2 separate regions of the Homo sapiens genome follow, and region 1 is linked to region 2. The links are chromatin contacts, found by Hi-C in ENCODE. All regions are on one chromosome and are shown on one strand. The core of a region is the stretch at or near the end of the contact, and the rest is flanking DNA. Distances in the headings are between cores, read along the strand shown. Region 1 holds the start of STH (saitohin). Region 2 holds the start of FMNL1 (formin like 1).

Region 1 (5,237 bases), core at 2,738-5,237, 780 kb after region 2:
GCAGGGGAGCTAAGCACACCTCGGCACAGGGTGAGGCCTGCGGTTCTCAGACTTCAGTCTTTGTGGAGCTTGAGAAAAATGAGGCTTTGCAGGTCCCACCCCTAGAGATTCTGCTCTATCCACTCTTGAAGGGGATCGAGAAATTTGCATTTTGCAACTCCCACTTTCCTCCTTGAAAGCTCCGGAGATTCTGACGCAGGGTTCCGTGGGCCACACTTTGGAAAATACAGACCCATGAGATAGAATACCAGACTGTTGAAGTGTAACGGGGGCCTGGGAAGTGCAGTAACAGAAGCAAGTTTGAGGGTAAAGGACACCCAGAGGAGGGAGGGACAGCATCTGCATGGAGAGGAGAAGAGACCCCCCAGCAGCTTCCAGGGTGTTGGAAGGGTGCGCTAGTAACTGCTATGCATGGCAGGTGGGGAACTGTACGTCAGGGCACAGCAGCATGAAGCGGTATGGCTCGTGTGGACAGCTAGGGACAGGCAGGCGTGGAGCAGGCATCCTGTTCTGAAGGCCAAATCCCACAGAGGAGCCAGGGTGCTGGCAGGAGCCCTGAACTAGCCGAACAGCTGAACAGCTGAACATTCACCCTGTGGGGAAAGGGTCAGAAGCGTCCAGGCTTGAGGGCACAGCTGGGTCTCGTCACTGCATCACCCTTATTTAGGATAAAGGCCCTGAAGAATTGTATTAGAGGTTGGCAAAGCATATCTACCACCTCCTGGAGCCACGCTGGCCGCAGGGATTATAATTATTTCCATTTTCAAATTAAGGCCTCTGAGCTCAGAGAGGGGAAGTTACTTGTCTGAGGCCACACAGCTTGTTGGAGCCCATCTCTTGACCCAAAGACTGTGGAGCCGAGTTGGCCACCTCTCTGGGAGCGGGTATTGGATGGTGGTTGATGGTTTTCCATTGCTTTCCTGGGAAAGGGGTGTCTCTGTCCCTAAGCAAAAAGGCAGGGAGGAAGAGATGCTTCCCCAGGGCAGCCGTCTGCTGTAGCTGCGCTTCCAACCTGGCTTCCACCTGCCTAACCCAGTGGTGAGCCTGGGAATGGACCCACGGGACAGGCAGCCCCCAGGGCCTTTTCTGACCCCACCCACTCGAGTCCTGGCTTCACTCCCTTCCTTCCTTCCCAGGTGAACCTCCAAAATCAGGGGATCGCAGCGGCTACAGCAGCCCCGGCTCCCCAGGCACTCCCGGCAGCCGCTCCCGCACCCCGTCCCTTCCAACCCCACCCACCCGGGAGCCCAAGAAGGTGGCAGTGGTCCGTACTCCACCCAAGTCGCCGTCTTCCGCCAAGAGCCGCCTGCAGACAGCCCCCGTGCCCATGCCAGACCTGAAGAATGTCAAGTCCAAGATCGGCTCCACTGAGAACCTGAAGCACCAGCCGGGAGGCGGGAAGGTGAGAGTGGCTGGCTGCGCGTGGAGGTGTGGGGGGCTGCGCCTGGAGGGGTAGGGCTGTGCCTGGAAGGGTAGGGCTGCGCCTGGAGGTGCGCGGTTGAGCGTGGAGTCGTGGGACTGTGCATGGAGGTGTGGGGCTCCCCGCACCTGAGCACCCCCGCATAACACCCCAGTCCCCTCTGGACCCTCTTCAAGGAAGTTCAGTTCTTTATTGGGCTCTCCACTACACTGTGAGTGCCCTCCTCAGGCGAGAGAACGTTCTGGCTCTTCTCTTGCCCCTTCAGCCCCTGTTAATCGGACAGAGATGGCAGGGCTGTGTCTCCACGGCCGGAGGCTCTCATAGTCAGGGCACCCACAGCGGTTCCCCACCTGCCTTCTGGGCAGAATACACTGCCACCCATAGGTCAGCATCTCCACTCGTGGGCCATCTGCTTAGGTTGGGTTCCTCTGGATTCTGGGGAGATTGGGGGTTCTGTTTTGATCAGCTGATTCTTCTGGGAGCAAGTGGGTGCTCGCGAGCTCTCCAGCTTCCTAAAGGTGGAGAAGCACAGACTTCGGGGGCCTGGCCTGGATCCCTTTCCCCATTCCTGTCCCTGTGCCCCTCGTCTGGGTGCGTTAGGGCTGACATACAAAGCACCACAGTGAAAGAACAGCAGTATGCCTCCTCACTAGCCAGGTGTGGGCGGGTGGGTTTCTTCCAAGGCCTCTCTGTGGCCGTGGGTAGCCACCTCTGTCCTGCACCGCTGCAGTCTTCCCTCTGTGTGTGCTCCTGGTAGCTCTGCGCATGCTCATCTTCTTATAAGAACACCATGGCAGCTGGGCGTAGTGGCTCACGCCTATAATCCCAGCACTTTGGGAGGCTGAGGCAGGCAGATCACGAGGTCAGGAGTTCGAGACCAACCTGACCAACAGGGTGAAACCTCGTCTCTACTAAAAATACAAAAATACCTGGGCGTGGTGGTGGTGCGCGCCTATAATCCCAGCTACTCAGGAGGCTGAGGCAGGAGAATCGCTTGAACCCAGGAGGCAGAGGTTGCAGTGAGCCGAGATAGTGCCACTGCACTCCAGTTTGAGCAACAGAGCGAGACTCTGTCTCAAAACAAAATAAAACAAACCAAAAAAACCCACCATGGCTTAGGGCCCAGCCTGATGACCTCATTTTTCACTTAGTCACCTCTCTAAAGGCCCTGTCTCCAAATAGAGTCACATTCTAAGGTACGGGGGTGTTGGGGAGGGGGGTTAGGGCTTCAACATGTGAATTTGCGGGGACCACAATTCAGCCCAGGACCCCGCTCCCGCCACCCAGCACTGGGGAGCTGGGGAAGGGTGAAGAGGAGGCTGGGGGTGAGAAGGACCACAGCTCACTCTGAGGCTGCAGATGTGCTGGGCCTTCTGGGCACTGGGCCTCGGGGAGCTAGGGGGCTTTCTGGAACCCTGGGCCTGCGTGTCAGCTTGCCTCCCCCACGCAGGCGCTCTCCACACCATTGAAGTTCTTATCACTTGGGTCTGAGCCTGGGGCATTTGGACGGAGGGTGGCCACCAGTGCACATGGGCACCTTGCCTCAAACCCTGCCACCTCCCCCCACCCAGGATCCCCCCTGCCCCCGAACAAGCTTGTGAGTGCAGTGTCACATCCCATCGGGATGGAAATGGACGGTCGGGTTAAAAGGGACGCATGTGTAGACCCTGCCTCTGTGCATCAGGCCTCTTTTGAGAGTCCCTGCGTGCCAGGCGGTGCACAGAGGTGGAGAAGACTCGGCTGTGCCCCAGAGCACCTCCTCTCATCGAGGAAAGGACAGACAGTGGCTCCCCTGTGGCTGTGGGGACAAGGGCAGAGCTCCCTGGAACACAGGAGGGAGGGAAGGAAGAGAACATCTCAGAATCTCCCTCCTGATGGCAAACGATCCGGGTTAAATTAAGGTCCGGCCTTTTCCTGCTCAGGCATGTGGAGCTTGTAGTGGAAGAGGCTCTCTGGACCCTCATCCACCACAGTGGCCTGGTTAGAGACCTTGGGGAAATAACTCACAGGTGACCCAGGGCCTCTGTCCTGTACCGCAGCTGAGGGAAACTGTCCTGCGCTTCCACTGGGGACAATGCGCTCCCTCGTCTCCAGACTTTCCAGTCCTCATTCGGTTCTCGAAAGTCGCCTCCAGAAGCCCCATCTTGGGACCACCGTGACTTTCATTCTCCAGGGTGCCTGGCCTTGGTGCTGCCCAAGACCCCAGAGGGGCCCTCACTGGCCTTTCCTGCCTTTTCTCCCATTGCCCACCCATGCACCCCCATCCTGCTCCAGCACCCAGACTGCCATCCAGGATCTCCTCAAGTCACATAACAAGCAGCACCCACAAGGTGCTCCCTTCCCCCTAGCCTGAATCTGCTGCTCCCCGTCTGGGGTTCCCCGCCCATGCACCTCTGGGGGCCCCTGGGTTCTGCCATACCCTGCCCTGTGTCCCATGGTGGGGAATGTCCTTCTCTCCTTATCTCTTCCCTTCCCTTAAATCCAAGTTCAGTTGCCATCTCCTCCAGGAAGTCTTCCTGGATTCCCCTCTCTCTTCTTAAAGCCCCTGTAAACTCTGACCACACTGAGCATGTGTCTGCTGCTCCCTAGTCTGGGCCATGAGTGAGGGTGGAGGCCAAGTCTCATGCATTTTTGCAGCCCCCACAAGACTGTGCAGGTGGCCGGCCCTCATTGAATGCGGGGTTAATTTAACTCAGCCTCTGTGTGAGTGGATGATTCAGGTTGCCAGAGACAGAACCCTCAGCTTAGCATGGGAAGTAGCTTCCCTGTTGACCCTGAGTTCATCTGAGGTTGGCTTGGAAGGTGTGGGCACCATTTGGCCCAGTTCTTACAGCTCTGAAGAGAGCAGCAGGAATGGGGCTGAGCAGGGAAGACAACTTTCCATTGAAGGCCCCTTTCAGGGCCAGAACTGTCCCTCCCACCCTGCAGCTGCCCTGCCTCTGCCCATGAGGGGTGAGAGTCAGGCGACCTCATGCCAAGTGTAGAAAGGGGCAGATGGGAGCCCCAGGTTATGACGTCACCATGCTGGGTGGAGGCAGCACGTCCAAATCTACTAAAGGGTTAAAGGAGAAAGGGTGACTTGACTTTTCTTGAGATATTTTGGGGGACGAAGTGTGGAAAAGTGGCAGAGGACACAGTCACAGCCTCCCTTAAATGCCAGGAAAGCCTAGAAAAATTGTCTGAAACTAAACCTCAGCCATAACAAAGACCAACACATGAATCTCCAGGAAAAAAGAAAAAGAAAAATGTCATACAGGGTCCATGCACAAGAGCCTTTAAAATGACCCGCTGAAGGGTGTCAGGCCTCCTCCTCCTGGACTGGCCTGAAGGCTCCACGAGCTTTTGCTGAGACCTTTGGGTCCCTGTGGCCTCATGTAGTACCCAGTATGCAGTAAGTGCTCAATAAATGTTTGGCTACAAAAGAGGCAAAGCTGGCGGAGTCTGAAGAATCCCTCAACCGTGCCGGAACAGATGCTAACACCAAAGGGAAAAGAGCAGGAGCCAAGTCACGTTTGGGAACCTGCAGAGGCTGAAAACTGCCGCAGATTGCTGCAAATCATTGGGGGAAAAACGGAAAACGTCTGTTTTCCCCTTTGTGCTTTTCTCTGTTTTCTTCTTTGTGCTTTTCTCTGTTTTCAGGATTTGCTACAGTGAACATAGATTGCTTTGGGGCCCCAAATGGAATTATTTTGAAAGGAAAATGCAGATAATCAGGTGGCCGCACTGGAGCACCAGCTGGGTAGGGGTAGAGATTGCAGGCAAGGAGGAGGAGCTGGGTGGGGTGCCAGGCAGGAAGAGCCCGTAGGCCCCGCCGATC
Region 2 (5,211 bases), core at 2,635-5,134:
ATCTTGGCTCACTGCAGCCTTGACCTCTCAGGCTCAAATAATCCTCCCACCTCAGCCTCCCGAGTAGCTGGGACTACAGGTGCGCACCATCATGCCCAGCTGTTTTTTTTTTTGTTTTTGTTTTTTTTTTTTTTGCATTTTTTGTAGAGATGGGGTCTCACCATGTTGCCCAGGCTGGTCTTGAACTCCTGGGTTTTAGCGATCTTCCCTCCTCAGCCTCCCAAAGTGCTGGGATTACAGGTGCCTGGCCCCTTTTTCTTTTTTTTTTTTTTTTCCCTCAAGACGGAGTCTTGCTCTGTCGCCCAGGCTGGAGTGCAATGGCGTGATCTCGGCTCACTGCAACCTCGGCCTCCTGGGTTCAAGCGATTCTCCTGCCTCGGCCTCCCGAGTAGCTAGGATTACAGGCATGCGCCACCACACCCGGCTAATTTTTTGTATTTTTAGTAGAGATGGGGTTTCACCATGTTGGCCACACTAGTCTCAAATTCCTGACCTCGTGATCTGCCCGCCTTGGTCTCCCAAAGTGCTAGGATTATAGACGTGAGCCACCGCGCCCGGCCCCTTTTTCCTTTTTTTTTTTTTTTTTTTGAGATGGAGTCTCAGTCGGCCAGGCTGGAGTGCAGTGGCGCCATCTCAGCTCACTGCAACCTCCTCTGCCTCCCGGGTTCAAGCGATTCTCCTGCCTCAGCCTCCTGAGTAGCTGGAACTACAGGCGCGTGCCACCACGCCCGGCTAATTTTTTGTATTTTAAGTAGAGACGGGGTTGTGTTAGCCAGGATGGTCTCGATCTCCTGACCTCGTGATCCGCCCGCCTCCGCCTCCCAAAGTGCTGGGATTACAGGCGTGAGCCACCGCGCCCGGCCTCTCGTTTTCCGTTTTTAAGGAAGCTCCTACTGAGTAATGGTGAAGGGGAGAGAAGAGATCCCTGGGAAAACCTTATCAATCACCTGGGTTCTGAATATTCCCAGTGACTGCACTGAAGGTGACAACAGTCCAGAAATGTCGCCGCTGCGGTGAATCCATCCATCGCCCCTCGAAGCCTTGCCCTATCTTGGCTGTCATACCGTCTACGGCCAGCAGGGGGTAGCACAGATCCACCAATGTGTTAGTCCCAAGCTTCAGTCATCCCTTCTAGGATTTCCTCCTCTGTGGGCCAAGATGGGAAAGATACCTCCTGCCAAGCAAATGAAATTTACTACGTAATAATTGATTCCATCTTCTCATTTTTTTTGTAACTCACAGTTCTGATCAGCATGAGAGAGAGGGAGAATGAATATAGGCTTGCAGAAACAATAATTTTCCACAGAAGAGGTGTTACTTAGCCCAGCTTTATTCCACCAGGCCTTGGGTGAAGAGTGGCTGGCAATGGCTTGAGAAGCCCCCAGGATTGAAGATACAGTCTGATAACTACTGCATTCGTGGCTCCCCGCCTGGCTTGGGTTTCCAGCTGCAGGGCACGCTCCTACCCTTCTCTTTTCCTCTCACAGAAGTAGTTCTGGGCAAGAGGAAGCATGAACAGCTGGTCCCATAGGATGACTTGAAGCAGCCACTCTCCTAGAGAGGTTAAAAGTCTGTCCCTCGCTAGGCTGCAAGCAGCCCAAGGACCAAGGCATTTCTCATCTGCCACAGAATCTGCAGGACCAAGCACAGTGATGGGCATGTAGCTGATGCTAAGTAAAGGTTTATTGTTCAATTGAAAGAGACAGCCATTGAGGAATCAGGGAATCCATTCTTTAAAAAAATGTGTTTTTATTCATTAAAAAAAAAAGTCTTCCAGGCTGGACGGGGTGCCTCATGCCTGTAATCCCAGCACTTTGGGAGGCCGAGGCAGGCGGATCACTTGAGGTCAGGAGTTCGAGACCAGCTTGGTCAACATAGCAAAACCCCGTCTCTACTAAAAATACAAAAATGAGCTGGGTGTGGTGGCACGCACCTGTGGTCCCAGCTACTGAGGAGGCTGAGACTGGATAATTGCTTGGACCTGGGAGGTGGAGGTTGCAGTGAGCTGAGACCGAGCCACTGCACTCCAGCCTGGGCAACAGCGAGAGACTCCATCTTAAAAGAAAAAAAAAAGTCTTCCACGACAGTTATCTTATAGAGACAAGAAGAAGAAGAAAGAAGGAGAAGAAGAGGAGGAGGTCCTAGCTAATCTCAAGGGCAAGGACCCAAGGGCAAGGCTCTGGTCTGTCTGAGAAGGAGAATATGGCAGTGTGCAGGGAATGGATCATTTTCCCTGCATGCCCAAGGAGAATTCTGCTTTGACTCACCTTGGAGGTCCTTGGTCAGGCCACGAAACCAGTGATCACATCTCTCACCCATCTGGGGTGCTGGTGACCTTGGCAGAAGAAAGGCTTAAACCAGGTCAGCCTGGGGGAAGGGGCTGGCTCCTTCCAGGGTCTTCCTCCAGATTAGATGTTAACTCTCCGTCTCTTGCTTAAAGTCTTGTCAGTGGCTCTGAATGTGAGGGCAGAAGGAGGAGGATGCTGTCAGGGGAGGGGACACTAATGGCTCCTGACCTGGCCTAGAGATAATTCGGGGCTCCTTCAGCGGGCCCTCCCTCCTCAGTGCCCTGGAAGTGTAGGGAGGGGTCAGTTGGGGATCCCCACAAATTAAATGGGGAATGAGAGGAGCAACTGAAAGTCTCAAATTCAGGCTATAGATGGGACCCCAGCCCCCCATACTCTCCCGTCCTACATGAGATGGGCAGTGGAGGGCCAGGACAGCAACTCCAAGCCAGTGTAGGTTTTGGAGGTAGACAGTGAGGAGGCTTGCTTCTGTCCTTTGTTAGCTGAGTGCCCTTGGACAGCTTACTTACCTACTCTCAGCCTCAGTTTCCCCATCTCTAAAATAAGGCTACCAATACCTACCTTCTCTGGCCATTGTCAGGATGAATGAAAGAGCTCTGAAAGTATTTCTGTAATTAGCAGACATCAGAGATTGTTATTCTCCAAGGTAAGAGGCCCCCCTAGATCCCTGGCGGTGACAGTGTCAAGATTCTTTTTCCCTCCTCTGCGGTGCCCACTCCTTTTCCAGCCTTGTGGCTGGCTCTCATCCTCCTTTCCGCAACCCCCCACTCCTCCTTGGGACCACCTTGGCGGGCCCAGCTTCTCGCAGCCTGCCATATTCCATAGGTGCCCCCATTCTAAAACCTGTAGGGGTGCCCTGCACAGGCGCACGGTTGGTCGAGGTGGGACAGGTGGCGGGGGTCTCCACTGGCCTGCGTCCGCGCCCCCCACCCTGTTTAGGAGTTCCTGTTTGGAGATGGCTCCCCCTCGTCCTCAGCTCGTCTCTGGGCTAAGCAGGGGAGGAGAGAAATAAAAGGTGGGGGGCCTGGAAGGGGGTTCCCACCTTCTCAGTCCGGGACGCGAGACGGGAACGCAGCCCTGGCGCCCCAACGCTGCACCACCGTGGGTCTCCGAGCCGTGCTCGCAGTCGCTGAGATCCTCGGTGCGGAGAAGATGTGCCCCTCCAATCCCCAGGCCGTGATCCCCTTCACCCAGACCCGGCCAATCCCTCGCCCGAGGCGAGCGGGAGGATGCGGTTCTAGGACCCGGAGGCGCCGCCGAGCGCGCCGCCGCCTCGGCCTCGCCTCGGTGGCCTCCCGCTCCGGCAGGTGAAGCGGCGCCGGCCGCCCCCTCTGCGGCAGGTGAAGCGGCTCGGCAGCCCACTCCCCGCCCGCCATGGTTGCGGGGGTCCCCCGGCCAGCGCCCGCCCCCTCCCTCCAGCCCGCCCCCCTGGGGCTGGGTGCCCGGCGGCGGCGGCGGCGAACTGCGGTTTGCGCGCACGGGGAGCGACAGCAGAAGTTCGAAAATCGCCGAGGGGGGAGCCAGCGCCGCAGCTTCCTGCCCCCGGCCCAGCCCTCTGGCCCCGGCGGCCTGCAGCCTGACTTCCTCCCCCAACCCTGCAGCTCGCCGCCCGGTCCCACGGACGGGGCCGCCCCGATGGGACGCCGCGCTCCGGCCCCTGCGCGCCGCTGAGCCGAGCGCCCCCCGCTGCCGAGACCCCCGCCGCCACCGCCAGCCGCTGCCCCCTCGCCCCCGCCCGGGCCGGGAGCCTCGTCCCCGTCCCCCGGAAAGCTGGATTTCCGAGGCTGGAGGCGCCTGGCCGGCTGGGTGGGGACCACCATGGGCAACGCGGCCGGCAGCGCCGAGCAGCCCGCGGGCCCCGCCGCGCCGCCCCCCAAGCAGCCCGCGCCTCCCAAGCAGCCGATGCCCGCGGCCGGAGAGCTGGAGGAGAGGTTCAACCGCGCCCTGGTGAGTGCGACCCGGAGGCGGGTCGGGCGCGGGCGGGGGGCGGCAGGGGCGCGGCAGGGGCTGGGCGCGCGTCCCCGCCCCCGGGGACTCAGGTGCCGCTTGGAGATCCCCGGTCCGGCAGCTGCCCCCTCCAGGAGGTGGGAGCGACAGTGGCCTTTTTTTCAGAGTGACTTAGCACTCTCCCCCCAAAACTTTCTTCAGTTATCGCCCGGTCTCCCTCCCTAAGACGCCTCCACCCCAGCTGGGTCTTAAGGTCTAAACAAGTATGTCCTGTGAAGAAGTTGGGAGCGGGGCACGCACAGGGGTCCCGGGTCGCCCCCTTCCCCACTGCACGCAGGCCCAGCCACCGGGCGCGGGTCTGGGGCATCTGCCTTTCTGTGTCTGGAGTCAAAGATGAAAGGGTTACAACCTCCCGGGAGCGGGAGACCTGCTGGAGGTGTTGGGTCCTGATTTGTTGGGCGCCTGGGCTGCGGGGAATGGGGTTGTCGGATCATGGCCAGGAGGTATCTGTGTTTCTACCCCGCCATATGTCAGAGCCAGGGTGCCTGTGGGTCTTTATCTTGGGGCATCCTTTCCAAGCCACTGAAGGGAGTAAGATGAGGGAGGGTGGGGTCAGGACGGGTGGGTCGCCCAGGCTAGGGGTGGAGCAAAATCTGGAACCACCCCCCTCTGTGCCTACCTGGGGAATTGGAGCGGGGTCGCTGGGGAATAGGTCTCTGGGAGGGAACCAGCAGCTCAGGCCGAGCCTGGAAACAGTCAACATGTTCAGTGGGGTGGGGGCTCCAGAGCAGACTCAGGGGTCTCCAAGACCCTGCATAAGGCAGAAGTAGGGAGAGGAAGAGCTGCTCACTCTCACTCTCCCCACCCCCGACGCCCTGGCCCTGGCTCCCTCCTCTAACTAATTGCCTGGTGGCCTGCCTGCTGTCAGCCTTCCCTTGCTGGACGCTGGGTGACAGGC

The links. A loop is a pair of places that touch in the nucleus more often than their neighbours do.
Region 1: a map of chondrocyte shows a loop between it and region 2 (5-fold over the local background). The contact joins the promoter of STH here to the promoter of FMNL1 in region 2. A Hi-C loop is called at or near these places in 1 of 168 maps with a recorded cell type or tissue (chondrocyte).

What each region holds. Positions count from the first base shown.
Region 1 is chr17:45,995,263-46,000,499 of GRCh38, forward strand. It overlaps STH (saitohin), which reads left to right and starts at 3,988. Exons shown (of 1, transcript NM_001007532.3): 1 at 3,988-4,432. The coding sequence starts at 4,018. The coding sequence ends at 4,404. MAPT (microtubule associated protein tau) reads left to right here. Exons shown (of 13, transcript NM_001377265.1): 9 at 1,137-1,402.
Region 2 is chr17:45,218,001-45,223,211 of GRCh38, forward strand. FMNL1 (formin like 1) reads left to right here and starts at 3,885. Exons shown (of 27, transcript NM_005892.4): 1 at 3,885-4,253. The coding sequence starts at 4,125. It overlaps FMNL1-DT (FMNL1 divergent transcript), which reads right to left and starts at 3,765. Exons shown (of 3, transcript NR_147507.1): 1 at 3,349-3,765; 2 at 2,268-2,454. RefSeq lists silencers at 3,460-3,909, 3,920-3,969, 4,250-4,359, 4,282-4,576 and enhancers at 4,423-4,923, 4,924-5,211.